2 separate regions of the Homo sapiens genome follow, and region 1 is linked to region 2. Evidence: read pairs that join two places in POLR2A ChIA-PET (ENCODE). Cell type or tissue: PC-3. All regions are shown on one strand. Each heading gives the region's core, and the rest is flanking DNA. Links, peaks and the distances in the headings are about the cores only. Region 1 has its middle 12 kb from the start of PCDH1. Region 2 has its middle 47 kb from the start of NDFIP1.

The links. Peaks named below come from ENCODE experiments on the same cell type or tissue, not always from the same donor. Only the 100,000 strongest peaks of a DNase experiment are listed, where the experiment ranks them.
Region 1: POLR2A ChIA-PET joins it to region 2 with 7 read pairs; 3 of 35 experiments call an interaction of 5 or more read pairs at or near these places.

Annotation. Positions count from the first base shown.
Region 1 is chr5:141,881,473-141,898,944 of GRCh38, reverse strand. It overlaps the pseudogene LOC729080. Among named protein-coding and RNA genes, the nearest start is that of PCDH1, 12 kb to the right of the region's middle. RefSeq lists an enhancer at 15,625-16,507. In PC-3, for the core only: a CTCF peak has its summit at 9,475 (motif pointing left); no DNase peak of the experiment used is centred there.
Region 2 is chr5:142,055,629-142,068,314 of GRCh38, reverse strand. No RefSeq gene overlaps it. Among named protein-coding and RNA genes, the nearest start is that of NDFIP1, 47 kb to the left of the region's middle. In PC-3, for the core only: no CTCF peak of the experiment used is centred there; DNase peaks (open chromatin) are centred at 9,864 and 10,454; H3K4me3 peaks cover 454 bases; H3K27ac peaks cover 2,349 bases.

The DNA.
Region 1 (17,472 bases), core at 8,908-11,407, 170 kb after region 2:
GAGGAAGATGACTTCTTTCTGCTATTTTGGGCTTTCTGTTGGCAAGCAGGATCCTGGAGACATGGGGTTCTCCTGCAACAGCCATTCAGCTTCCTGATCTCTGCTTTCTAGTTCCTGGATGGCAGATCTCTGACAATGTGTTCTTTAACTCAACAGTTACAGTGGTGGCCTTTTGATTCCCCATCTTACTAATCATGGCAAACATATTCGCTCTCCTGTTGCAGTTTTGGGAAGTCCATTCCACAACTCCTTTCAATGATTGTGTAAACACTAATTCTCTACACTAAGTTCTCCTCAGTTCAAAATACCTAGAGTAGTTTCTGTTTTCCTGCACTGAACTAGGCCCTCAAATAGTTGTGAAATGACTGACTCCTTGGAGAAACAAAGAAAAAAAAAGTCAGTGTTGTGTTGGAGAGAAAAGATTTATTTTCTCATCCACTTCTAGGTTCATGGCCAAGATTCCAATAATAAAAAACAGATTAAGAAGAGAAAAGTATGCAAATGTATTTAATATAAGGTTTACATGACACAGGAGCCTTCATAAGGAAATGAAGACCCCCCCAAAACAGGAAAACTTGTGTATTTATTTAGGCTTAGGTTTGAGGAAGAGTAGAAGTGGTCACTCATGCAGAAGTATGATAGGACAAAAGGGGTGTGATCTAATGGTAATAAACTGGTGGTAGGGGACTTAGCAAGTCCTGTTCAGATTCTTCTGCCTTCAAGAACAAGGAAGTCCCTTTTCTTCAGTATAGGGAGGGTATCTCTGGAATGAGGATTTCATGACCTACTTCAGGAAAGAAAGGAGGGAGAAGGTCAGAGAGTAACCTTCCCAGGTTTTTTTCTTTTCTTTTTTTTGAGATGGAGTTGCACTCTGTCGCCCAGGCTGGAGTGCAGTGGCGTGATCTCGGCTCACTGCAACCTCTGCCTCCTGGGTTCAAGTGATTCTCCTGCCTCAGCCTCCCAAGTAGCTGGGATTACGGGTGCCCACCACCATGCCCGGCTACTTTTTTTTTTTTTGTATTTTTAGTAGAGACGGGGTTTCACCATGTTGGCCAAGCTGGTCTTGAACTCCCGACCTCAGGTGATCCACCAGCTTCAGCCTCCCAAAGCGCTGGGATTACAGGCATGAGCCACTGCGCCCGGCCAACCTTCCCAGGTTTTATGGCCTGCTTCCGGGAAGAAGGGAGAGGGAAAGGTGAGAGTGGTTCTCCTCTGCTGTTTTTTCAAATGCCAAGTTGCCATATTTTGGAGTACGGTATCCTGAACCCCATCATTCTCCTGTCTGAAACTTTCCCAAGAGGCCTCACAGCCCAAAAACTGAGTTGGAAGATTATTGCATAACCCATTGAACCATCTCTCAGTTCCAGGAATAACTCAGTCCAGTTAAATAGTTAACAGTTGTATCTTATTCCAGTTGTTAGGGGGTATTGCAGTCAGGCTTCTACCAAAGTTAGGCCTCTATGTAGTGTAATCAATCAGGCATTTAATAAGAGGCATTTCCAGACAAACAATAGAAAAACAAACATTAACAATTAGAGCAATCCATAAACTCAGTTTTTGAGTCCGGAAGACAGCCAGTCAAAAAAATTTCTAGATTCGAGCTCAAAGCATCTTGAGATGGTAGAATGAGGACAAGTAGTGACAAGCTGATAGATTTTCCTGGTTTGCAGTTTGCATGAGGTGTTCTGGGGAACTTTCTGAGTAGCACATAGAGCAACACGTACAAAAATTGTTCATATATGGCTGTTGTGATTTCTCTAAAGTCTATATGAAGTTGTCCAGCTTTAGCTTGCAGGGCTTTGGAAAAAGGGCAGTTTTAATTTTTAGTGATTCTCAGTCATAAGGTGGGAGAAAAATTGGAAATTGTTTGGAGAGTGATAACCAGATATTGGAGGAAACTAGAAGAATTTAAGATCCAGTCCAGATTATAGGTAGATAACAAAACCTCAGGGCCGGGTGAGGTAGCTCACGCCTGTAATCCCAGCACTTTGGGAGGCCGAGGCGGCTGGATCACGAGGTCAGGAGATCAAGACCATCCTGGCTAACACGGTGAAACCCCGTCTCTACTAAAAAATACAAAAAATTAGCCAGGCATGGTGGCGGGCACCTGTAGTCCCAGCTACTCGGGAGGCTGAGGCAGAAGAATGGCGTAAACCCAGGAGGTGGAGCTTGCAGTGAGCTGAGATCGTGCCACTGCACTCCAGCCTGGGCGACAGAGCAAGACTCCGTCTCAAAAAACAACAACAGCAGCGAACATGGCGCTGTGAGTGGTGCGGAGCGTGCGGGCCCTGCTCTGCACCCTGCACGCCGTCCCGTCACCCGCCGCGCCCTGCCCGCCAAGGCCCTGGCAGCTGGGTGTGGACGCCGTCCGTACGCTGCGCACTGGACCCGCTCTGCTCTGGGTGCGTAAATTCACAGAGAAACATGAATGCGTAACAACAGAAAATGGCATTGGAACAGTGGGAATCAGCAATTTGGCACAGGAAGCTTTGGGAGATGTTGTTTACTATAGTCTGCCTGAAGTTGGGACAAAATTGAACAAACAAGATGAGTTTGGTGCTTTGGAAAGTGTGAAAGCTGCTAGTGAACTCTGTTCTCCTTTATCAGGAGAAGTAACTGAAATTAATGAAGCTCTTGCAGAAAATCCAGGACTTGTAAACAAATCTTGTTATGAAGATGGTTGGCAGATCAAGATGACACTGAGTAACCCTTCAGAACTAGATGAACTTATGAGTGAAGAAGCTTATGAGAAATACATAAAATCTATTGAGGAGTGAAAATGGAACTCCTAAATAAACTAGTATGAAATAACGCAACCCAGCAGAGTTGTCTTAAATTAGTGGTGGATAGACTTACAATAGCAACTTTTAGCATTACCGATGGGGAAGAAAAAACTACTGTTAACACTGCTAATGAAAGAAAATGCCCTTTAACTTTCTAATGATTATAGATAAATAGAATATGCGTCTTTTTCACAATATCCTATGATTTTTAGACTAGGCTCTAGTGTTCAGAATTCATGAAATTATCCATGGTAAAAACTAGTTATAAACATTACAAAATTCAAAGATAACATTGTTATTCTTAAGCTTTAATAATATTGTAACTTGCATGTATCCATACCTGGATTTGGGATGAAATACTTAATGATCTTTCCATTGGAAATAACTGGAAGTGAAGAGGTTTTTGTTGCTTGTACAGTGTCAGATGAGGAACACCACTATCTTAATTTTACAATACACTGAATTTTTTGGTGGTGCTATTTTTATACAGTGAAGCAACAGCTTTGCAGCAAAATAATAAAATACTTCTTCATTAAAACAACAACAACAACAAAACAAAACAAAACAAAACCTCAAAAACATGAACAGGACTAGAATTCAATAATAGATAAACTTTAGTTTTCTTCTGAAATGTAATTTTTAAACCTACAGTCACCTCTGTTTCTACCAAAGATGATCAAAATAAGATGAATTTGTTTGCAAAATAGGCCCAATCTCATTAAACTTAACCTGATTATTTGCATAAGTGCAGCAAAATAGTGATTGCCCTAAAGGCTCATTTAAGTTTGCTTTGCTGGAATTTTTCATAAGGAATCTCAAATTGGACTTTTAAAACCTGACTCAAGTCTAGGAAGCCAAACCAAGGATTTCTCATCATACTTTGCCTATAATACCTATAGATTTGGGTGAATTCCTCTCTTTTTTTTTTTTGAGAGGGAGTGTCGCTCTTGTTGCCCAGGCTGAAGTGCAACGGCTCACTGCAACCTCTGCCTCCCGGGTTCAAGCAATTCTCCTGCCTCAGCCTCCCCAGTAGCTGGGATTACAGGCACCCGCCACCATGCCTGGCTAATTTTTGTATTTTTAGTAGAGACGGGGTTTCACCATGTTTGCCAGGCTGGTCTCGAACTCCTGACCTCAGGTGATCTGCCCCCCTCGGCCTCCCAAAGTGCTAGGATTACAGGTGTGTGCGCCTGGCCGAATTCCTCTCTTCTTGAAGTCCCCAAATACCCTGAGTTTCCTGGGCCTGTCGAAAAGTGGCATTACTTACTTACCTGTAAGGCAACCACATAGGGGAACCATGTAAGGGAACCATGTATGCAGACTACCAAGCCAGTTTTTCCTAAGAGGCTTTACTAGATCAATAAAGTCAGCCTTAGTTCTTTAAAGTATTCTGGTTATATCTGAAAATAGGCATTCCAGTCAAAGCCTTGGTAATATAGCCAATAATTCCAATGTGTTCTGCTACAAGGGGAACAGATTCTTTTTGAACGTATGCAGATAACTATATTGCCATAAAAATAAGGATACTCACTAATAGTTTCTGAATTCTGGAGGAATCAGGTAAGGAGAAAAAGTGATGACTTCAATTCTTATTGAAATTGAATAAAGTATACTTATAAAAGTATACTTTACCAAGTGGCTGTAAGCTATAGATAGCTTAAAAGTGAAAAAAAAAAAAGTTTTCTTAAATATGGAAAACAAAACATTAAAGAACCAGCAATGTTTCAGCCAAAAAGTCATCCCCCAAAATCATCCTCATTAGTTTATTCAGTCCCATGTAATCAAATCTTGTTCTGTTTGATCTTGCTTAGCAGTTTCATGAATTTATCAGTTTCTTCATTAGAGTTTTGAAAATTCTTACCCAGTGCAGTGGTATGATTTTTAAGTTATCAGAAACCTGAACCTGCATTCTATTCCAGGGTACTTGTCAAAATCTTTTTCATGAATGTCCTTGAAGAAGAAGCAATTTTGGACAATAGTTGATTGCAAATACTTTCGGACAAGAATAATAGTAAAACAACTGTCTGTGAATAACAACAACAACAAAAAAAACTGGCCATGGTTAAAAATATGAGAGTTCATTGTAATAATAACAAAATTGATGAAGAAAATTTTTTTTTTTTTGAGACAGAGTCTTGCTCTGTCGCCCAGGCTGGAGTGCAGTGGTGCGATCTCCGCTCACTGCAAGCTCTGCCTTCCGGGTTCACACCATTTTCCTGCCTCAGCCTCCTGAGTAGCTGGGACTACAGGAGCCCGCCACCGCAAGTGGCTAATTTTTTGTATTTTTAGTAGAGACAGGGTTTCACCGTGTTAGCCAGGATGGTCTCGATCTCCTGACCTCGTGATCCACCCGCCACGGCCTCCCAAAGTGCTGGGATTACAGGCATGAGCCACCACGCCTGGCCTGATGAAGAAATTTGATTATTCCTGTGGGATAAAACATTTTAACATAACTAAAATTATGACCGAAAACATTATATGAGAACATATCAGATTTTTAAGAATTTTATACAGTTTTTGGAACACACATTAATAATATACCCATACAGATATAATTCAAAGAACGTTAAACATCATTTCTTAGTTGACAATGTTTCCCGTGTAAATTTAACATGTCAAATAAGCCAAATTATGGCTCACGCCTGTAATCCCAACACTTTGGGAGGCCGAGGTGGGCGGATCATGAGGTCAGGAGATCGAGACCATCCTGGCAAACAAGGTGAAACCCCATCTCTACTAAAAATACAAAAAATTAGCTGGGCGAGGTGGCGGGCGCCTGTAGTCCCAGCTACTCGGGAGGCTGAGGCAGGAGAATGGCGTGAACCCGGGAAGTGGAGCTTGCAGTGAGCCCAGATCGCGCCACTGCACTCCGGCCTGGGCGACAGAGTGAGACTCCATCTCAAAAAAACAAAAACAAACAAACAAAAAAACACAAATAAGCCAAATTAGTTTAATATCTCTCTTTCTATAAGGAGAGAAAATAAATTATTTTGAGATATTCCAGAGGCCCTCTAAAAGCTCCCAAATTTAGATTGAGGTCAAAAAGATTTAATTTAGAATTTGATTTGGGGAAGTTTGTCAACAATATCAAAAGGTGTAAAACTCTTGATTAAATCAGGTTATTTGTTATCTATTTAATCAAAGTGGCAACAAAATATTTTAAAGGCAAGTACAGAAGGTTACATAGTTTTAAAAACAAACCTTTAGTTCTTTTAATAGAGAGAACTCCATTTTCTTAAGTAATCAAAGACCTAGTGGAGACCATGTGAAGCACCAAAAATTATTTTGATAGCTCACAAAACCTTTGTTTTCTATGCCAATTACTTAAAAGGTAATGAAAAAACTTTTCATAATCTCTTATCAAAAGCAAACCAATATACCCCCCATCAAAAAAACTTTGTTTTTCTTTTCTTTTTTTTTTTTTTTAATGGAGATTTATTCTTGCTGCCCAGGCTGGAGTGCAACGGCGTGATCTCAGTTCGCCGCATCCTCCGCTTCCCAGGTTCAAGCGATTCTCCTGCCTCAGCCTCCCGAGTAGCTGGGATTACAGGCATGTGTCACCACACCCGGCTAATTTTTGTGTTTTTAGTAGAGATGGGGTTTCACTGTGTTGCAGGCTGATCTCGAACTCCTGACCTCAGGTAATCCGCCCGCCTCGGCCTCCCAAAGTGCTGGGATTACAGGCGTGAGCCACTGCACCCAGCCAAAACTTTGTCTTTGACAGAGGAGACCAAATTCTAGTTTTGCATCAGTGTACTATTAATGCTAAGGCTAATTTTAAAAATGTCTTCTGAATAAATCTATCCCGTCTCAGATAGCTTTGATCATACCAGATAAGACTCCTTTCCTAAGATTTCCTTCCTCAAACCCATTACAACCATTTAAAAATATCCATCAAGCCGGCCGTGGTGGCTCATGCCTGTAATCCCAGCACTTTGGGAGGCTGAGGCGGGTAGATCACAAGGTCAGGCGTTTGAGACCAACCTGGCCAACATGGTGAAACCCCATCTCTACTAAAAAAATACAAAATGAGCCGGGTGTGGTGGCACACACCTGTAGTCCCAGCTACTTGGGAGGCTGAGGCAGAAGAATCGCTTGTACCCGGGAGGCGGAGGTTGCAGTGAGCTGAGATCATGCCACTGCACTACAGCCTGGATGACGGAGTGAGACTCCATCTCAAAAACAAACAAAAAATATATATATATATCCATCAACATTTCTTTCCCTACATTTTTCTCTTTCTCATTCTGGGAAGATCAGTCATTCTACTTTATGGCAGAATTAATTACTCGTTTTTCCCCTAACAGAAAAACACATCCTCATGCCTTATAATTTTCCTTACCAACAATGTATCTTATTTTCCTTGCATTATTTGCATACAGAGTTGTTACACTTATAATTTCTAATAGTTTTAATTCCATATATTAATTTGAATTTTAAATTTTAGTATCCTTAATTTCTAGTGAAAACTAAGAAGTAAGCAATTGTGAACTGTCACATACCAACATTCTGTAGATTAACACCATTTCATAATTTCTAGAAATACATGCATCTCCATAATACAATTTTTCAATGTGGCACAGAACATTTTTACTGAGACCCAAATATATTTCGTTCTTCTGAAATAAGAAGCAAAAGTAGATAAACTCATGTTCAGTGATTAATGTTTCAGCATTATATCTTACATAGAAATGACCCATTTGATAAATGTTTGTTACTCATTTTAATTTAGTATAACTTTAAGCTTGAAGTTGCCAAAAAAATTTTGGAATTATTTTTAACTGGAAATGTTTTATAAAACGTAATTGTTGTTGGAAAAGATTATTTATAAGCTTTTATCCCACTTATATCTCATTTAATTCACTTGTTCTTAACAATTATGCTTGAATTAAATTACTCATGAAAATTTCATGAGACATTAAACAAAGCTAGCCACCATCTTAAGTTATTTTTCTTGTTGACAAATTAGGCAAGTATCAAAAATACCACAGAAGCAAAGAAACTAAAAGTTAAATATATAAGTGGAGATAATATAAGCTTGTTTGACTAGTAAACCCAAGTGGAAAAAAATGTATGCCTGCATTATATTTAATGCTAACAATTCTGAAGACGTTTCTGATTTTCTTTTACGAACAATTTAAAAACTAATCTTATTTCTTGAAAATTTACCCAAGTTGGCGAGGCGTGGTGGCTCACGCCTGTAATCCCAGCACTTTGGGAGGCTGAAGCGGGCAGATCGCGAGGTCAAGAGTTCAAGACCAGCCTGGCCAACATAGTGAAACCATGTCTCTACTACAAATACAAAAAATTAGCTGGGCTTGGTAGCAGGCACCTATAATTCCAGCTACTTGGGAGGCTGAGGCAGGAGAGTCGCTTGAACCCGGGAGGCAGAGGTTGCAGTGAGCTGAGATAGTGCCATTGCACTCCAGCCTAGGCAGCAAGAGTGAAACTCTGTCAAAAAAAAAAAAAAAGAAAGAAAGGAAAAAAGAAAGAAAGAAAGAAAGAGAAAGAGAGAGAGGAAGGAAGGAAGGAAGGAAGGAAGGAAGGAAGGAAGGAAGGAAGGAAGGAAGAAAATTTACCCAAGTCATCTAAACTCAAAAAAGCTTGGGGTTAGTTTCTGTTTCTTTCTTTTTTTTCAGAGACAGAGAGAGAGATGAGGCCACTATGTTGCCCAGGCTGGTCTTGAACTACTGGACTCAAGGAATTCTCCAAGAGATTCTCCTGCCTCAGCTTCTGAAGTAGTTGAGACTGCAGGATCATGCCACTACACCTGGCTTAGACTCTACATTTCTGAGAGTTTTAGGAATACTTTATACAAGCACTCATTTATTTCCAGACCAATTTGAGTAGAATTCCTTTAAGGAATTTTATAAATAAATGTGATAATACTATCCAGAGGTAGGAAAAATACCAGCTATGCATAACATACAAATACATATACATATGTAAACATATGGACAGATGGCAAAGATCTTACAGGTTTTTTTTTTTTTTTGAGACGAAGTCTCGCTCTGTCACAAGGCTGGAGTGCAGTGGCACAATCTCGGCTCACTGCAACCTCTACCTCCCTGGTTCAAGCGATTCTCCTGCCTCAGCCTCCCGAGTAGCTGGGACTACAGGCGCATGCCACCACACCCAGCTAATTTTTGTATTTTTAGTAGAGACAGGGTTTCACCATGTTGGCCAGGATGGTCTCGATCTCTTGACCTCGTGATCCGCCCACCTCGGCCTCCCAAAGTGCTGAGATTACAGGTGTGAGCCACTGTGCCCAGCCGATCTTACAGCTTTTAACATGTTAGCCATGTGCCAGGTACAATAATTCAAAACACACTAATTTATAAAATAAACGGCTAGATCTAAATTGTGTTTTTGGCAGGTATAACAAGTTAAGATTACCTTCTCAGTTGTCTAAAGTTTTTTACCAATATTTGTGGGAAAGACTTTTAAGATTTTTTACTTACCTGGTTTCAAATAGCTCTTTTTTTTTTTTTTTTCTGATGACAATTCCCTCCCTGAAGTTTGTATTTCCCAAAGGTAACTATTAGGTTCTAAAGAAGACAGGGTAGAAAATTTACAACTCAATGGCACAGAAAAAGAATGCAAGTTTTGGAGGCATATTTGTCTATTATCAGAGGTTAATCTTATGGAGGCTATGGACTAATTTTAGGTGAGTGACTGAGGAGACATCTAGTGGCTGTCGGCCTCCAAAGCCCATCTAAGTAGACAAACATCCATTTTTTGTTTCCAAATAGTATTTTTCTTTCTCTCTTTTAGCCTCAAGTGGTTACTTTCAGGAGTCTCTGAGTATCTTGAGAGCCGGAGACCTAAAGTTCCAGTAATTGAGGTTCTGGAGAGGGAAGGGAGAAAGGTGGCATATCAAGAATTCAAGGGAACTGAAAGAAGACCAAAGCAAAAGGAGGAAGGAAAAGCAGAAGTAAATGGAAAGAAGAGGTCTTAGAGGAACTAGTCTGGGGGGATCTTCGCTTCCCAAAGAGGCAATGAAGCTGAAGAAAGAGGGAGATGGAGAGAGTTGACAGAAAATATAGTCAGAAGGAGTTTGGGAAGGGGGCAAAGGGTCAGTCAACCGAGAAGTTCCCATGAGAAAAGCAGGGTTCAATAGACAGAACAGAAATGCCTTAAAATACATATATTCTGGGCCAGGCACAGTGGCTCACGCCTGTAATGCCTACACTTTGGGAGGCCGAGGTGGGAAGATCACGAGGTCAGCAGATCGAGACTATCCTGGCTAACACCGTGAAACCCCATCTCTACTAAAAATACAAAAAAAAAATTAGTTGTGCGTGGTGGCAGGCACTTGTAGTCCCAGCTACTCGGGAGGCTGAGGCAGGACACTGGCGTGAACCCGGGAGGTGGAACTTGCAGTGAGCCAAGATTGTGCCACTGCACTCCAGCCTGCGTGACAGAGCAAGACTCCGTCTCAAACAACAACAACAACAACAACAACAACAACAAATATATATATATATATTCTGGGCCAGGCATGGTGGCTCACACCTGTAATCCCAGCATTTTGAGAGGCCAAAGCGAGCAAATCACTTGAGGTCAGGAGTTCAAGACCAGCCTGGCCAACATGGTGAAACCCCGTCTCTATTAAAAATACAAAAATTAGCCAGGCGTGGTGGTGCACCCCTGTAGTCCTACCTACTCAGGAGGCTGAGGTATGAGAATCGCTTGAACCTGGGAAGTGGAGGTTGCAGTGAGCCAAGATCACACCACTGCACTGCAACCTGGGTGACAGATCGAGAACTTGTCTCAAAAAAAAAAAAAATATATATATATATATATATATTCCGAATATCAACTTTCTTTTTTTTTTTTTTTTTTTTGGTGAGACGGAGTCTTGCTCTGTCGCCCAGGCTGGAGTGCAGTGGTGCGATCTCGGCTCACTGCAAGCTCCGCCTCCCGGGTTCACACCATTCTCCCGCCTCAGCCTCCTGAGTAGCTGGGACTACAGGGGCCTGCCACCACCGTGCCCGGTTAATTTTTTTTTTTTTTTTTTTTTTGTATTTTTAGTAGACACGGGGTTTCACAGTGTTAGCCAGGATGGCCTCGATCTCCTGACCTCGTTACGCGCCCACATTAGCCTCCCAAAGTACTGGGATTACAGGTGTGAGCCACCACACCCAGCCTACCAACTTTCAATTAAACCAACTTTCCACCATAGAGCTATTTATTTATTTATTTATTTATTTTTATTTTGAGACGGAATCTCACTCTATCGCCCAGGCTGAAGTGCAGTGGCGTGATCTGGGCTCACTGCAAGCTCCACCTCCCGGGTTCATGCCATTCTCCTGCCTCAGCCTCCCAAGTAGCTGGGACTAGAGGCACCCGCCACCATGCCTGGCTAATTTTTTGTATTTTTAGTAGAGATGGGGTTTTAGGGTGTTAGCCAGGATGGTCTCGATCTCCTTACCTCGTGATCCGCCCGCCTCAGCCTCTCAAAGTGTTGGGATTACAGGTGTGAGCCACTGCGCCCGGCCAAGCTCTTTAAAAAACAAATTAAATCATGCCTGTAATCCCAGCACTTTGGGAGGCTGAGGCAGGCGGATCACGAGGTCAGGAGATGGAGACCATCCTGGCTAACATGGTGAAACCCCGTCTCTACTAAAAATACAAAAAATTAGCCGGGCATGGTGGCAGGCGCCTGTAGTCCCAGCTACTCCAGCCTGGGTGACAGAGCAACACTCCATCTCAAAAAAAAAAAAAAAAATTAAAATTAAAAAATAAACAAATTAAAAACTTTCAAATATCCTTTTTCTTATTTCAATCAAAGACAGCAATCAATTGACTCAGAACCAAAACCAATAAGTCTTTCTTTTTTTTTTTTTTTTTTTTTTTCTGAGACAGAGTCTTGCTCTGTTGCCCAGGCTGGAGTGCAGTGGCACCATCTCGGCTCACGGCAACCTCTGCCTCCTGGGTTCAAGCGATTCTCGTGCTGCAGCCTCCCAAGTAGCTGGTACTACAGATGCACGCTTCCATGCCTGGCTAATTTTTGTATTTTTAGTGGAGATGAGGTTTCACCATGTTGGCCAGGATGGTCTCGATCTCCTGACCGCAAGCAATCCACCTGTCTTGGCCCCGCAAAGTGCTGAGATTACAGGCATGAGCCACCGTGCCTGGCCCAAAACCAATAAATATTTTATGACTTAACCATGGATGAAAGAGATATCCTCAAAAGAGGGTACAAAAAGATTCAGTCCTCCCAAGATCCAGAACCACCCCCAAAGATAGCCTAAAGAAAACAAAGGCCTTCAGAGCCACAGGTGGTAAAGGATGCTGTTTATGAAAATGGTTTCTCCAATTTCCCATGAAATGTAGAAATGTAAGACACTTCCAGTCACATACCCACTAATCTGTGACACCAAACTGGTGCTACTGGGATGGAACTTTCCCAGCAGTAACCAAACAATGAAGATTAAAATGAGGAAAGCTGGGCCAGGTGTGGTGGCTCACACACCTGTAATCCCAGCATTTTGGGAGGCCAAGGCAGGTGGATCACCTGAGGTCAGGAGTTCAAGACCAGCCTGGTCAACATGGTGAAACCCTGCCTCTACCAAAAAAAAATACAAAAAATTAGCTAGGTGTGGGGATGCGCGCCTGTAATCCCAGCTACTTGGGATGTTGAGGCAGGAGAATCGCTTGAATCCAGGAGGTGGAGGTTGCGGTGAGCCAAGATCGTGCCACTGTACTCCAGCCTGGGCGACAGAGCAAGATTCTGTCTCAAAAAAAAAAAAAAAAAAGGAAAAAAATGAGGAAAGCCCCTAATGGATGGACTGGGATTTCTTTTCTTTTTCTTTTTTTTTTTTTTTTTTTTTTTTTTCTGAGACAGAGTCTCGCTCTGTTGCCCAGGCTGGAGTGCAGTGGCATGATCTTGGCTCACTGCAACCTCCGCCTCCCAGCTTCAAGCGATTCTCCTGCCTCAGCCTCCTGAGTAGCTGGGATTTCAGGGTGTGCAACACCACGCCCTGCTAATTTTTGTATTTTTAGTAGAGATGGGGTTTCACCATGTGGGTCAGGCTGGTCTTGAACTCCTGACCTTGTGATCCGCCCACCTCGGCCTCCCAAAGTGCTGGGATTACAGGAGTGAGCCACCAGGCCTGGCCAGACTGGGATTCTTATTAAGAGTGGACAGGCAAGCAGAAGTATGACTGGACAAAGGAGGTATAGTCTAGTGGTAGTGAACTGGAGAAAACTTAGCAAGGTCTCTTTGTTCAAATTCTACTTAGTAACTCTGTGTAACTTGAGGACAAGGATGCTCCTTTCCTCTGGGTATGGGGAGGATACCTCTGGAATTAGGGTTTTATGTTCTACCTCAGGAGAAAAGGAGGAAGACGGTCAGAGGTTTTTGGCCCACTTCCAGGAAGAAGGGAGAGGGACCTTCCTGCTTCTGCTGTTTTCTCAAATGTCAAGTTGCCACATTTTGGTGTAGTGTATCCTGAACCCATCACCAGTATGGTGATAGGTAGGAGGCCAGTTAAGCAAACACAAAAACACATTATCATAAATCAGCTTCTCATACTAACAACCAGTAAGCATTCCCATTTAGAATATAACAAAGACATCCAAATTCATCAAATCATACATATTAAATACATGTAGTTCTTTGTATATCAGTTGTATCTCAATAAAGATGTTTAAAACAACAAATTCCAAAAGAGAGAGAGGCAAGGACAGAGCAGACAGGTAGGCAGGCAAAGAAATAGACTTGTATTTTAAGAGCTTAAATAGAGGGGATAGAGAGGCAAACAAGCACACAGTTCAAACGTAGGAGTTCAGAAGTCAGCTATAGAGTTACTGTTGAATGTGAATTAATGTGTGTGTTCCTCAGACACACACACACACATATACACATACACACAGCATGACAGAATTCTCTTTCCTAGTTTGAAAATTCAGCCCTTTTTTTCACTATGATGGCCCCAAATGGGATGAAGAATAATGTAGAAGGTGAAAAAATGTATGTGTATTAGGAGGATAAGAATCAAAGTGAAGTGATAAGACATCAGTGAAAGAAGGAAAAATGGAGTAGGAACAATGCAGGAAGAACTGGAAGCCGGTGGGAGGGTAAAATGAGAGTAAACTTCAGTTGAAAGGAAGGAAGGAAGGAGGTAAAGGAAGGGGTGTTTGAGGAACAAATAGGTAAGAAAGCCAACTTCCTCACTCCTGGATAACTTACTCTCTATTGTACAGTACCTGGAAAACAGTAGGCATTAGATAAACATTGAACAGAAGAACAAAGTCAGGAAGGCTATGGGAAGCAGGATCAAACAGGGTAAGGTATGTGGGTAGTAATATCTACTAACATTCACTGAGTTTTACCATAAGCTGTACACCCGGCTAACCACTTTACATGATTTATCACTTTAAATCCTCACCAACACTCCATGAGGTAATTCACAGTATCCCCATTTAGTAGATGAAGAAACGGAGGCTCAGACAGTTCAAGTAACTCATCCAAGGTCACCTGAGTAGTAAGTGGCAGAGTCAGGATTTAAATGTTGACTTGTCCGACTTCCAAACCAGTGTTTCTCACCACTATATTAAATGTATTCCTAGCCAGGCACAGTGGCTCATGCCTGTAATCCCAGCACTTTGGGATGCTGAAGCGAGCAGACTATTTGAGGTCAGGAGTTCGAGACCAGCCTGGCCAACATGGTGAAACCTGTCTCTAGTGAAATATAAAAAAATAGCCAGGCGTGGAGGCGCGCAGCTCTAATCCCAGCTACTCGGGAGGCTAAGGCAGGAGAATCACTTGAACCCGGGAGGCAGAGGTTGCAGTGAGCTGAGATGGCGCCACTGCACTCCAATCTGGGCGACAGAGTGAGGCTCGGTCTCAAAAAAAACAAAAAAAAACAAAAACAAAAAAATTCCCCTTTGAGTAAAGGGTAGGTCTATACCCCTCTCGTTTACCACCCCATACACATAAAAGTTTGGCAAGGACCACAAAAGACATGGTACCAAACCTAGCCTATTAGTGAGGAGAGTACTAGGAGTGGAGGAATGGGGGCAGGCTCCCGGGCTGAGGAAGGACCATATTAAAGCCTCATCTTCAACAACACAAAGAAAAACAATTTGAAACTTAATCATCTCCCAGAATTATGATCCCTTCCCGCAGCGGGGAGCACATTAGCAGAGCTGAGAAATGATAATTCAGCAGCCCCCAACCCAGCAGGGAAGGAAAGAGAGGAGGAGGGAGGAGAGCCGGAGGAAAACAGAAACAGAGGCACAGAGAAAGATGGGGAACGCGGGGAGAGGCAAGGCCTGACCTCTCATGGCTCTTCTTCCTGCCCAAGTCTGAGACAGGGTTCCAGGAAAGTGGGCTGGTGGCACTTGGCCCTTCAATTGTGCCCAGATAGGGCAGGGGTCAAGGTGCTCCCTAGGTCAGTTCTCAGCACCGATGGATCCCCACGTTCGGAGCTGCATCCAAGCTCATCCGGGCCAGGCGTGGTTTAGTGGTCTTAGCCTGGTTGGGGGAAAGCTCCCGAGCCACCAGAGCTGGCTCTGAGCACCCGCTTGTCCGATGGCACCTAGGCGAATCAGCGGTCCGTCAGGACCCGAGGCGCTGGACAGCTCCCGGTCCCAGAAATGGTTCTCCGGAGTCCAGCAGTGAGGTGGGGTGAGGCTGCCCCCGCGCCGCGGCAGACCCCACCCTCCGGAGAAGCGCGAAGGTTGCTGGGAGCTCCTGGGGAAAGGGCTCGGGGTCGTGAAAGGGTCCCGATGGAGATCTGGTGGGGACCTTGAGACTGGAGCCCCGGGGGCAACTTCTCCAGACGCATTCCTTCCTTCTGAGTCCAGACCCCTTCACTCCCCACACCACCCCCCGCTGGGGACAATGGCGCCTTCAGCCCCCAGAGATGAATGGGGCCTTTGAGAGCCGCATGCCACGGGGTCAGCGGCGGCCACCGGGTCCCCGGGGGCTGCCCAGCCTCCAGATCAAGGAGACTCTGGTCAGGGAGAGTGGGGAGCTCTTCGGGGAAGAAAGGAATTCCATGGTCCCTTTCTTAGAGACTAGTGGGCCCCGGAGAAGAGATTCATCTGGATCAGGCAGTTCCTGGTAAAGAAGGATTTTAAGGGGGTGGGGAGGGAGGAACCCCCACTACCTGTGGCAGGGAAGGGGAGATTCTGTGCCCCTTCCTCAGGAGGCAGCAAAGCCAGCTACCAAGCTTTTGCTACCTCTTCCCCCCACTCCACGCTCCATCCCGCCTGGTTCCCCAAATCGGGGTCCCACCCTCAGTTTGCATGGGGCAGCTCCCCGTTTCTCTCGGTCCTTTCATCGGGGGCTGTCCCTAAGGCTTGGTCCCTCCTTCCTGCTCCTGTCTCCCCTCCGATTCTTGCACTGCACAGCCTACCCAGTTTCTATGGAAACAGGCTGGGAAGGCACTGCCAGGAGGCCAAGGCCACTACAGCTCTTGGGGGGAGGGGAAGATAGAAATGGAAAGAGAGACGCAGGAGGCGAGTTCTGGCCATTCCCGGAAGCGGGTGGAGATCTGTTGGGAGTGAGCCTTCACTGCCAGAGGGGTGGGGCAGAAGGAGAGGTGTGATTAAGTGATGTGACTGAGACAGAGTTGAGGGGCTCCTCCTCATTCCCCCAATTCCCAGTGCTCCAGACATCTAGACAAGCCTCCTCAGAGGGGAAAGTGGTGGATGAAGAAGGAAAAGAGACAGGTAGTACCAAGAGCTCTGCCCATTTCTAACTTATGTGAGGCTCTATCCTTTTACCCCTCCTGGGGACATGCCCACTTGAGAGGAGGTCTCCAGGGAACTAGAAGGCTCCCAAGAAGTGGGAGGGAAAATTGGAGTGCGGTGTGAGTGGTCAGGGATGTTCAGGAATCTCCCCTAGGAAGGTGAGCTAGAGGTGGGCAGAGGCCTCGGAATGTCAGCTACTTTTATGGTACCCCTCTCTGGCACCTCCACTGAGGAGTTGGTAGGGGGCTGGAGACTGTCAGCTTCCTCCCCTCTGTTCATCCCATCAGAACGTTGGGCTATGAGAAAACAAAAGTGGCCTAGTGGGGGTTGGGTGCACAGAAAGGGAGATAAGCCTAAGGCAAGAAGGGCCAGAAGAGGGGTGGGTGAATGAGTGAGTGCGGATGCTTGTGGCTAGGGCAGGGAGGGAGCTTCTTAGAAGCTTCATCTGCCAGCTCCTGGGAAGTGATCCCCAGCCCTCACCCTCTCCCGATGCTCCCACCTCAGGCAAAGCTGCCCCTTGGACAGGAACTATTGGAAATCTCAGAGTCCTGGGAGATTGTGCTGTGGGGGATTCCTTGGAAAGGGGCCTTCTAGGTTATCAGAACGTTCAGCAAAGCTTCCCTGGGGGAGAGGGGTAGTGAAACAGGTACCCTGGAGCCTAGGGTTTCCTGGATCTGAGCCATCGGCTCTCCCTGACCATAGTCCCCAGAACAGTCGTCTTGGTGTTTGCTTATTTTGGTTATTTTTTGATCAGATATTTTGGCACTGAGCACACTGCCTCCTGTTGCCATGGCAGCCGTGACAGGGGCTGAGGCACCGTGAGAAAAATACCAAAATTAATGAGTGAGCGAAAGTGCAGCCGAGAGAAAAACAAGGTTAAAAAAAGAGTTAAAACAGTAATGAAAACAGGCTTTCCAGCTCCACAGCAGAGCAGCTGCTGAGGCCTCCCCAGAGCAGCAGCCCCCACCCAGCCTAGAGCTCC
Region 2 (12,686 bases), core at 8,690-11,189:
AGCTTCACTATGTGACTGTTCTGAACTATGACGGACCTGTGTGCTTGAGATCCTTAAAGGGCAGGAGGGATTTGGATCCCGCCAAACTGAAACTGTCTGACTTGGGGTGGGAGGGCTTCGGCCCATGTCTACTCAGGCTGATTCGGAAGCTCATCACCTGCAGGAAGGGCAGGTCTGGGGTCAACCAGTGCCAGCCTTCTGCACATCACTTGGGGATGCATTTATTTTTAGAGTTTTTAAATTACACAGGAAACACACAAATGTATTCCTGCTGGATAAAAACGTCAAACAATACAATTAAAGTAAAAGCCCATTTGAATTCCCAAACCCAAGTTTACTCTCTCTATTCAGAAGTATTCACTGTAAGCCGGGTGCAGTGGCCTACGCCTGTAATCCCAGCACTTTGGGAGGTTGAAGTGGGCGGATTACCTGAGGTCAGGAGTTCAAGACCAGCCTTGCCAACATGGTGAAACTCCATCTCTACTAAAAATACAAAAATTAACCAGGAGTGGTGGCGCATGCCTGTAATCCCAGCTACTTGAGAGACTGAGGCAGGAGAATTGCTTGAACCTGTGTGGCGGAGGTTGCAGTGAGCAGAGATAGCGCCACTGCACTCCAGCCTGGGCGACTCAAAAAAGAAAAAAAAAAAAGTACGCACTGTAGCCATTTGATATTTTGTGTGTTTTGAGACTTTTTTATTTTTTATTTTTATTTATTTATTTATTTTTGAGAGGCAGTCTCACTCTGTCACCCAGGCTGGAGTGCAGGCTCACTGCAACCTTCGCCTTTCAGGCTCAAGCAATCCTCCCGCCACAGCCTCCCAAGCACCTGGGATCACAGGTGCATGCTACCATGCCCAGCTAATATTTTTTAGAGATGGGATTCCCAATGCTTCTTGGCCTTTTGGATAAGATCAAGTGTACAGATGGGGTTTCCCCATGTCACCCAGGCTAGTCTCGAACTCCTAAGCTCAAGCAATCCGCCTGCGTTGGCCTCCCAAAGTTCTGGGATTATAGGCACGAGCCACCGCTCCCAGCCTTGAGACTATTTTTTTAATGGAGAGGTCATTTTTGTTGTTTTCCTACATGAGACCATATTCTGTGTACTCTACAACTTGCTTTTTTCATTTAACATTTTGTTTTAGACATAATCCCACTTAAAGTATATAGATCTATTTCATTCTCTACAATGATCACATTACTATTTTATTGTATGGACATACTATAATTTATTTAGACATTTTCCTCTTGGCTGGGTGCAGTGGCTCACACCTGTAATAACAATAATAATAACAATTATTATTATTATAATATATAAAAAACAGAGGTTAAATTAGAATGTATTGAAAACAGTGAACACAGAGATTGGCAGGTAGTAAGTTAGTTCACATCATGTCCAAGAGGATCTCACCTTCCACACCGGAAAATGACCCATCAAGGTGTTTATCTTACAAAAGAGCAGGTATTGCCCTAAGTGAGTTGTGCCACCAACCTAGGACATCCAACAGTTAGCTTTTAACATAATTACTTTCTTCCCTGTTAGTGTGTTGTAAGAAAGCTTCCTTTCGACTTAACACTTTAGAAATGTTGCTTATAAAATGCTTCAGTTCTCAGGGATTTCATGGTGAAAATGAAAGATGCTCTTGGATAACTTGAATGTGTCATCCAGGCCAACAGAGCTGAGATGCAGTGCAATTTCTCCCCCGCCTCTGCTATCATCCCTCCCTTCACAGATGGCACCTCCACTCACCCAAGTTTCAATCAGACTCTGGGAGTCATCCTTGAGTCCCCTTTTCCTTGTCCTCCACCCTCGGTCCCTCAGCAAGTCCTGCTGGGCTTACCTGCAAATCCTCTGTCTCCATCCATACCAGCACAGGCAGCCCTTCAGCTCTCACCTGGGCCAGCGCAGTGGTTTCCTCATGGGTCCCCTGCTTCAACTCTTGCCTTCCTGCAGGAAGTCCATTGTCCCCTAGGCTAGCAGAGGGAGCATTTAAAAGCATCAGTGGGATCACTCCCCTCTTGTGCTTAAAGGCAACCAGTGCTTCCTATTGCCTTCAGAGTGAAAACCAGACTCCATGACAAGGCTCTGCTTATCCCAGCCCGCCTTTCTCCAGCCCTGGCTTCTGCTGCTGCCCCTGACCCCCTCATTTCTCTGCCCCTAATGCCATGGCCCGCCGCTCTGAGCCTTTGCACTTGCTCTTCCTTGGACCACTCCCAACACCTGTAGCTCCTTCTCAACTTCAGAAAGACCTTTCCTGACCATTCATTCTAAATCAGTCCAGCCTTAATTTCTCTGGATCATGTCGCCTGTTTATTAGCATCTGAGTCTCTCTCTCTTTCTACTTATTTGTGTGCTGTGTTCTCCCCAACTAAACTGGAGGCTCCCTGAAGGCAGGAGCCTCGTCTGTCTTTTTCACTGCTCTGGCCCAGCATTTTGTGCGGTATATACTTGCTGAATGAATGAACAAATGAATGAATGAATCAATGAGGAAAATGAAGAGGAAATCCCAGGGGAATATATGGTCTGAGGAGATACTCAAGGTAGGGGTGCCAAGGGAATTGCCACTCCATACAGAAGCCTGGTTCCTCCCTGTGAGGGAGTCTGGGTGGGAGCTGATCTGAGCCAGAGGCATTGGCCGTGGAGTCCAGGGGTCTCCTGTGTGGCTTCCTGAGATGGCAGAGGGAGTATCCCCACCCTGCCCCCATCAGAAATACCCAGACTGCTGGAGCAAAAGGGCACAGCTGCTGCCTCCAATGCCGATTTCCACACAGCCACTGCCTTCTTCCACCAACCACAGAGCCCCTGAGTTGCCATAGCAACAGAGGACTGCACCAGAGTCCAAATAGGGATGTCTGCATTTCCCGGCACTTCTGGCTGGGGAGGCAGGGGGTGGTCAGTCCACAGCTGTGCCTATGCCCTGTCTCTGACCTGTCCTGGTCTCTAAGCAAAGCACCCTCCTCTGCCTTTCCACCCTCATTTCACTTCCTCACTTGAAAATCTTAAGAAGAGGATCTGGAAAAATAACTAACAGGTACTAGGCTTAATACCTGGGTGATGAAATAATCTGAACAACAAACCCCCATGACACATGTTTACCTATGCAACAAACCAGCACATGCACCCTTGAACTTAAAAGTTAAAGAAAAAAAAAAAGGCCGGGCGTGGTGGCTTACGCCTGTAATCCCGGCACTTTGGGAGGCCGAGGCAGGTGGATCACCTGAGGTCAGGAGTTCGAGACTGGCCTGGCCAAAATAATGAAACCCCGTCTTTACTAAAAATACAAAAAATTAGCTGGGCGTGGCAGCCTGCACCTGTAATCCCAGCTACCTGGGAGGCTGAGGCAGGAGAATTGCTTGAACCCAGGAAGTGGAGGTTGCAGTGAGTCAAGATCGCGCCACTGCACTCCAGCTTGAGGGACAGAGAGAGACTCTGTCTCAAAAAAAAAAAAAAAAAAAAAAATTAAAAAAAAAAGTCTCAGGAAGCACTCATGTCAGGATCTTCTCTGCTTTCTCTCCGCACTGTGGAAGGAGAGGGGAGGGATGGCCTTGTCTTTGTGTCCTGTCCAGGCCCACAAATTGGACAAAAGAACAAAGGAGCAGGATTCTCTGATATCTCACAGCTCTCAAGCCTGCCTAAAGAATGTTTTCTTTTTAAATACCACTTGGTTAGTCTAGCTGGTCACCTCCTGGAGTTTTTTAGTTTCTATCAACTGCCTTTTTGGTACCCCTAAAGAAACTCCTGAAGAAGCAAAACCTGCCTTTTACTCCCCAGAAGCTAAGAGCCTTTTGGAGGAGCTGCTGTTGTTGTCTGTCAGAATAACAACAACAGCATCTACCACTCACTAAGTGAATGTGTGACATGCATCACTTCTCTCCATCCTTACAACCGCCCTGCGAAAAAGGTGTTAGTAGTCCCATTTTGTATGTAAGGAAACTGAGGTCACATAGCTGCTAAGAGGCCACGCTGCAATCTGAGCCCTGGACTCTCAGACTCTGAATCCCAGGCCATTGGCCGCTGCTTTATGTTGGGAGGCACAGCCAGCTCCATGGAATGACATATTTAGCTTCCCCAGCCCCAGCCAGTCCCCTGGGTCCTCACGTGGCTCCCTCCCAGCCATGGTGGCTAGCAGTTGTTGGCTCTGTCCCCATGCCACGTCACCCCCACAGGGATCTGATGGCAACTCGCTCAAAGTGGGAACAAAGGCAGCATTTTTAGCCCCTTCTTTAGAAACCTTGACTCCTTGCCACATACGCGGCCACTCGGATTGGCTGTTACCATGGTAACTGGCTGCCGCTCTCTGTCCAATTATGTCAGCCCTGAACTGCAGGGCTTCCGTGCCCATTTCCTGCCCGATCTCCCCAGCCTGCCAGCCCAGCCCCTCTGACCTCCAGGCAGCTTTGAATGCCTATGCTTTCTAATTACAGCTGCCTTTCAATGCCCCTGTCCTTTCTGAACCCTTTGTAATCTGCATGGAACTTCTCCCAACAGCCCATTGTCACACTCAGCTCCCTGGCCCTTTATCTGTGGTTTCTATAGCATTGATTGTGTATCTGGCCTTGTACCCAGCATACACACACGCCCCAAAGGGCACACAGCTTGGGCACAGAAATTTCAAACATCCCAGGCTCAGTGCCTGGCACTGAGATGTTTCTCCTGCAATTGTGACCTCGTTGGGGGTCTCAGTGGTCTGATTTCAAGCCATCTTCTTTGTACATTCATTTGTTCATTCAATGACTCATGAGCACCTATGATGTGCCAGGCACTAGGGATACCAAGTTAAACAAGACAAAATGGAACTTTACATTTTTGGGGGGTGCAGGGGTGATCAATGTAAACACGTAAGCAATTAAGTAAATACATGTAATTTTGGATCATGTTAAGCACGGTGAAGAGAAAGAAATGAGGGACCCCAATTCTGGGATGGACACTTGCTTCTGTCCTCACTCAAGCTCCCCACTTCCAGCCAGAGGGGTTCACCAGATGAAGGGGGTGAGGAGGAGGTGCTTGGTGTCCATTGGGCACTTTGGATGCAAGTGGCAGAGACCAAAGTTCAGCAGCTTAGGGAAAAGGGTGCTCTGGGCAGAGCTGCAGCTGGAGCTCTGAGGCCTGAAAGTCACCAAGACTCAGTTATCGTCTCTTCTCTCTGCATCCCTCTCAGACGTCAGCTTCCTTTCCTCTCCTTGCAGCAGCTTTTCTTTTCTTTTAATTTTTAAATTTTATTACTATTATTACTATTTTTGACACAGAGTCTTACTCTGTCACCCAGGCTGGAGTGCAACGGCATGATTTCGGGTCACTGCAACCTCCACCTCCCGGGTTCAAGCGATTCTCCTGCCTCAGCCTCCCAAAGTAGCTGGGACTATAGGCGCCCGCTGCCACACCTGGCTAATTTTTATATTTTTGGTAGAGACAGGGTTTCACCATGTTGGCTGAGTTGGTCTCGAACTCCTGACCTCAGGTGATCCACCCACCTCGGCCTCCCAAAGTGCTGAGATTACAGGCTTGAGCCACCATGCCCGGCTAGCTTTTCCCACATGACAGAAAGCATGGCTGTGGACAGATCCTATGAATTTTACCTTTCACTGCCTCAGTCATGGGAGACAGCCTGACCTCAAGCATTCTTGAAGTCTAAGAGACAGAAACCAAGGGAAGAGGCTTAATGGCCCAGGTCAGAGGTTCCCATACCTGGACTAATCAACTAAGCCCAAGGATGGGATCAGAGTACAGACAAGGAGGCTCCCTGGTTTCTGGCTAGCCCTCTGTGGTTGCAGAAGGCAGACAATCCCAGCATCTAGAACACCCTTGCAAAGTGAAACTCCCCTAGGTATGTGCCCTTCACTCCCTCACCTCATCCCACCCAGCCCTACCCCTGCTTTCTTACTTTCACAGTCTCACTTCTGCTCCTGAGAGGCAATCTTATGGCCTATGCTCCAGCTCAGTCCCAACTCTTTAAAATAAATAAATAAATAAATATATAATTTTTAAAAATTTATATTATTGACTAGAGTCACCCTGTTGTGCTATCAAATAGTATGTCTTATTCATTCTTTCTATTTTTGTACCCATTACCCAACCCCCGCCTTCCCCCTACTACCTACTATGTCCATGAGTTTGTTTTGATTTTTAGATCCCAAAAATAAGTGAGAACATGCAAAAAATTAAAATTAAAAATTAAAACAAAATTTTTGTGGGGATAGAGTCTTGCTCTGTTGCCCAGACTGGAGTGCAGTGGCGGGATCATAGCTCACTGCAGCCTTGAACTCCTAGGCTCAAGTGATCCTCCCACCTCAGTCTCCGGAGTAGCTGTGACTACAGGCATGCACCACCATGCCTGGCTTTTTTTTTTTTTTTTTTTTTTTTTTTGTAGAAACAGGGTCACATCACCTTGTCCAGCCTGGTCTTGAACTCCTGGGCTCAAGCCATCCTCCCACCATAGCCTCCCAAAGTGTCGGAATTACAGGTGTGAGCCACTGCACCCAGCCTCAGTCCCGACTCTTAAGGTCAGTCTTTGAGGTTGACCTCAAGTGAGTCCCACTCACTTCATGCATGACCCCAAGTCACCACCAACACCAGGCTACTGTATACAGCAGGTTTTACTGAAGGTCTGGGGGTGACAGATGGGGAACATCCCATAGCTCACAAGACCAACTTATGCTCCAACAGAATCATTTCTCAGTCTTCCAGGGCTCAGACTAAGGATGTTGCATTGTTTGCTCATTGACTTCTCCCCCAGGGTGCACCCTGAAATTCCTTGTTACTTTCTAATGCAGAAGTATTCAGTTTTCAGCTTCCATCCAAATCAAACTCCTGAGCCTACCTTGGCATAGTCTCAAAATACATTAAGTGCTTTGCTAAACAAAGGAATCTTCATTGTGAGCCTCCAAAGGACAGGAGAAGCTTTGGAGCTGTAGTTATTTTTTAAAATTTATCTGCTCTCAAATTCTTAGGGGTCCTATTCCCAAAGACCACAGCAAACACAGGAGGTGGGATGGAGCAGGGTTCACACATGCACTCTGATGTGGCCCCAGGATAAAGTGCTGTCCCACTCAATATTCAATAAAGTGCTTTCCCCCTCTTGTAAGGTTGATTGGGGAAACTTAGATGTGTTATATTTTACTATGTCTCCTATCTTAGTCTGTTGTGTGCTACTACAATAGAATACTTAAGATTGAGTAATTTATAAAGAACATAGGTTTATTTCTACTGTTCTGGGAAGTCCAAGGTCAAGGGTCCTGAGTGTAGCAAAGGCCTTCTTGTTCCCATGGCAAAAGGTGGAAAGCAAGAAAGTGTGGGAGAGAGCCAAAGAGCAAGAGATGGAACTTGCAGCCTCAAGCCCTTTTATAATTGGCATTCATTCATTCATGGGGGTGGAGCCTTCATGACCTAAACATCTCCCATTAGGCCCCATCTCCCAACACTGTGGCACCGTGGATTAAGTTTCCAATACAATGCTTTTTGGGGAGACACATGCAAACCATGGCAAGGACAGGAGTGGGAGTGGGAGAGTTCATATATCCTGATGTGGCCCCAGGATAAAGGGCTGCTCCCCTCAATGCTGAGCTTTTGTAAGGTTGATTGGGAAAAACTTGTATGTGGTATAACTCACTATATATCCTTTGGGGTTAGATCAGTGCTGCATGCTCAGATCCCTTAGCCTTCCTTTGAGGGATGGGTTCAACAAGCTACATACCAGCCCAAACCCTGACAGTAACACAAAGGAAGAATGAATGGCTCCCAGACTGTAGAGGTGGGGGACACCTCAGCAAGAGACACAGATGGGAGAAGAGAAAGACTTATGAAACATGGAGAGAGTCACTCCCATTGTGGGTTCTATTTTCCAGCTGAAGAAGTTCAAGTGCATGCTTGCATTTCCAGAGCCTACCCTTTTGCCTCTCAGAGCTATGGGATCTGAAAATGCTAAAATTCTAAGAGTCATCTCCTCTGAGTCTCCCTATTGGATCCATAAAGATTCAAAGATGACAGGCATCTGAGGCTGGGCATGATGGTTCACGCCTATAAGCCCAGCACTTTGGGAGATCAAGGGCAAGGATCACTTGAGCCCAGGAGTTCAAGACCAGCCTAGCCAACACAGTAAGACCCCCAACTCTAAAAAAATAATAATTTTTAAAAAAAGAAAAGAAAAAGAATTTGAGACAGGCATCTGAGAAGGTGTGCCCTTACACCTTTCCAGCTGCTTGAAGTGGTTTCTATGAACAATCAAGGCCCTCTATGTGGCCTCCCAGGGCCTATGCAGGGGTAGACGCTCTGCCCGGGGCACTCAAGCATGGGTCTGCTGGCTTTGTCCGAGGGGCCATTTGCAGTCTTCTGGAGGGATGGGAGGCAGTGGTAGGAACCCAGATGCACACTTTGCTCCCCCAGAGAATTCATATGAAGAGAATTACCAAGATCTTGGTGTTCATTCCTTAGAAATCTCCTTCTACCTTATTAACTCTAAGCAAACTGCAGGCTATTTCTGAAAATGCATTTGACTTTGAATCTAGGGGCTAGGCTGCATGGGTGTTGAGATCTCTTCCCCTTCTCACAAGAGGGCAGTAGCAGGCATATTGGAGTAAGCACTGGGCCAGGAACCAGGGAATTTTGTCATCTGTTTTTAGCCCTGATGAGGTCTGACCTTGAGTAAGTCTCTTGCATGGCAGGGCCTCAGATTCCTCATCTGTTAAATGCATGGTTTGACTGGTGTAATTTTCTATCATCTCAGCCACTCATATCCACCATCATAATTTTTGTCATACCTGGGTGTCACCTGTATTTTTTATATACTTAGTATGCTTCTGAAAATTGAATTCGCTTTTCAACTTGGCTTCATGCCAGGCAGTATGTCCAAGAAATCACATATTTAATGTACTAGTTTTATTTTTACCACTATGTACTAGAACACTTTTTTATTTTAGGAGACAGAGTCTCATTCTGTCACCCAGGCTGGAGTGCAGTGGCACAATCTTGGTTCACTGCAACCTCTGCCTCCTGGGTTCAAGTGATTCTCCAGCCTCAGCCTCCTGAGTAACTGGGATTACAGTCACGTGTCACCATGCCTGGCTAATTTTTTTGTATTTTTAGTAGAGACAGGGTTTCATCATGTTGGCCAGGCTTGTCTTGAACTCTTGACCTCAAGTGATCTGCCTGCCTCAGCCTCCCGAAGTGCTAGGATTACAGGCGTGAGCCACCACGCCCAGCTTATAACACTTACTTTTAATCATATTTATCTCTATAACCTCTGAAACCATCCTGTATCACCCTTTGGGAAATACTGGACCACAGCATCACTTTGATTACCCAATGTCTTCTCCCCTACTGAGAAATTGTAATAGTCCCAAAAGGAAATGCAATTTCAGAAAGAAAAAAGGAAAAAAAATATGTATATGTGTGTGTGTATATATATATGTGTGTGTGTGTATATATATATAATTCCTGAGCCAACAGCCAGCATGACCCTTGGAATAAAATGGTTGTATTTTGACAACTTTTTGTCTCCCATCACAGGTATGGGACCTAACTCTGACTCCCATTTTCCCATTTCCTGAGTCTGAGGAGTCTCCTGGGCCCTGCCCACTTTCCCTTGGAAGCACCACAGAATTCCTTCAGTCTCTTGAGTATCTGGGATTACAGGTGCCTGCCACCACACCCAGCTAATTTTTGTATTTTTAGTAGAGACAGGATTTCACCATGTTAGTCAGGCTGGGCTCGAACTCCTGACCTCAGGTGATTCACCCGCCTCGGCCTCCCAAAGTGCTGGGATTACAGGCATGAGCCACTGCGCCCAGCCACTCCTAGGTATTTACTCATGATAAATGAAAACATATTTATAGTAGCTTTATTCATGATAGCCTGAAACAAACCTCAAAGGCCCATATAGATGAAGAGATAAACAAATTGAGAAATAGCCAGATAGCTGAATATGATTTGGCAGTAACAAGGACTGTACTGTTGATATGACACACGCAGCAACATGGCTGATTCCCAGAAACATAAGAGAAGCAAAAGAAACCAGGCACATAGAAAAATGATTTTTTTCTTTTTTTTTTTTTTGATGTAAGTGAAACTGTGAACAGAAAAGAATGCATATTGTATGATTCCATTAATACTACTTTAAAGAACAGGCAAAAGTACTCTGTGGTGTCAGAAATCAGAACAGTGGTTGTCTATGCAGGATAGGGGTTGAGCAGAAGGGGAAATCTTCTGGGGTCACGGAAATGTTCTATATTTCATTGGGGTGTTGGACATGCAAGTGTATACATTTGTTTAAATTCATCCAGTTATACTCTGAAGATTTTTGCATTTCATGGTTTGCAATTTTACCTTAATTTTAAAAACAAAACTAAAAAAATACATTCTCTGGCCCCACCCTACTGAATCCATACTGAATCAGAATCCCTGGAGGAAAAACCTGCAAATTTATGTCTTACAAACCTCCCCAGGTGTTTCAGATACACAGCCAGGTTGGGGAAACTTTGGCTCCTAAGTAAGCTTCTGCTGACTCATAGTTAATCAAATGTGGGGAAGTTATAGGGCTGCTATTAGAAAGAGAGACCATAATAACATCTATTGCTTATTGAGCATTTATCTTCTCAAATTCTTCCAGTAACTCAGCAGGGCAGGTATTATTGTCTTCATTTTGTAGATAAAGAAATTGAGGGCAAGACATTTGCTCAGATCAGCTGGTAAGCAGCAAAACGACTGGCCCAACTCTTCCTTAGCACAAATATCTCATTCTTTCTATCATTCATTCATTCATTCATTCATTCAGCAATCAAAAACAGATGAGTATTGTGTGCCTTCTTGGTGCCAGGCACTATGCTGGGCATGATGCCACACCAACCTCCCTGAGAAGGCTGCAGTGAGCAGTGATGGCTGTGCTAGATGAAGGCCGTAAAGCAGCCTTTACCTCTGCCTTGTAGACTTGGGCAGGAAAAGGGTCCCCAGGCCTCTTTTGATTTTAATTATTCAGGTAGTTTCAGGGAGAGGCAGGAGGTTTATGGTTATATAAACATAACTAAAGAAAACCTCTGTGTTGTTTACTTTGAGAACTTTCCAGAAGCTAACACCAATAGCAGGTCATGTTAAAAATGGGTTAAAATCATTATCAGATTATGAATAATTCACCAGGCACCCCCTGTTGCCCATTACGTTTTATACTACATAATTGCTTCCTGGAAGTCTGCTCCCAGTGCAGGGAATTGGGAGTATCCATGAAATTGAATATTTCTGCTTTTGACAAGTAAATTTAAACAAAATTGTGGATTAGTTTCAGTCCACTGCTGCCTGTCCCTTTTGAGTTGATAAGACCGGTCCTTTACCCCCAGCAAAATAGCTGAGCGAGTAAAAAAGGGTCCAGCTCCTTTGAAAGGGAAATTAGCCCCAGATCTTATTCATACCAGGCAGTGTCCCAAAGATTCTAAGTATTTTGGAGGACTAAGTGTGGAAGTGGGGCTGGGGGAGGGATGTCTAAAGGAGAATCAGAGTCAAACCACAAAATGTACTCTGGATACTGTGATATAAAAAAGGGAATGATCAGAATAAGAAGAGCAATGATACTTAAAAAAAAAAAAAATTGAATTAGGCCAGGCTCCGTGGCTCACGCCTATAATCCCAGCACTTTGGGAGGCTGAGGCGGGCGGATCACTTGCATTCAGGAGTTCAAGACCAGCCTGGGCAAAATGGTGAAACTCTGTCTCTACAAAAATAGAAAAATTAGCTGGGCATGGTGGCACATGCCTGTAGTCCCAGTTATCCAGGAGGCTGAGGTGGGAGGATCACTTGAGCCCAGGAGATTGAGGCTACAGTGAGCTGTGATTGCAACACTGCACTCCAGCCAGGGCAACAGAGTTGAACCCTGTCTCAAAAAAAAAAAAAAAAAAAAAAAAAAAGAGTTGGATTAGATGTAACTCATGTACCCAAAATTCATCCTTTTCAAGTATACATGCCACTGTTTTTTAGTATATTCACAAGATTGTACAACCATCACTACTATCTAATTCCAGAACATTTTAATGTCCCAAAAGAAACTGTATATCCATTAGCAGCTACTCTCCATTCCTCTCTCTCTCTAGCCCCAGCAACCACTAATCTACTTTCTGTCTCTATGGATTTGCCCATTCTAGACATGTCATATACATGGAATCATGCAATTTGTTGCCTTTTGTTACTGGCTTCTTTTGCTTAGCATGATATTCTTAAAGTTCATCTGTGTCATGGCATGTATCAAAACTTCATTCCTTTTTATTGCTGAATAACATTCTGTTGTATGGATAAACCATATTTTGTTTATACATTCATTCACTGATGAGCAATTGGATTGTTTCTACTGTTTTGGCTATTATACGTAATGTTGCTGTGAACATTTATGCACAGGTTTTTGTATGAAAATATGTTTCCAGGGTAGATGCTGTGGCTTATACCTGTAATCCCAGCACTTTGGGAGACCGAGGTGGAAGGATCGCTTAAACCCAGGCTTTTGAGACCAGCCTGGGCAACACAGCAAGAGCCCCAGCCCTACAAAAAAAAAAAAAAATTAAAGAAAATATGTTTTCCGTTCTCTTGAGTATACACCTAGGAGTAGAATTGCTGGGCATATGGTAACATATGTATAATCTTTTGGGGAACTGCCAGACTCTTTTCTACAGTGGCTGCGCCACTCTACATTTCTACCAGCAGTGTTCAGGGGTTCT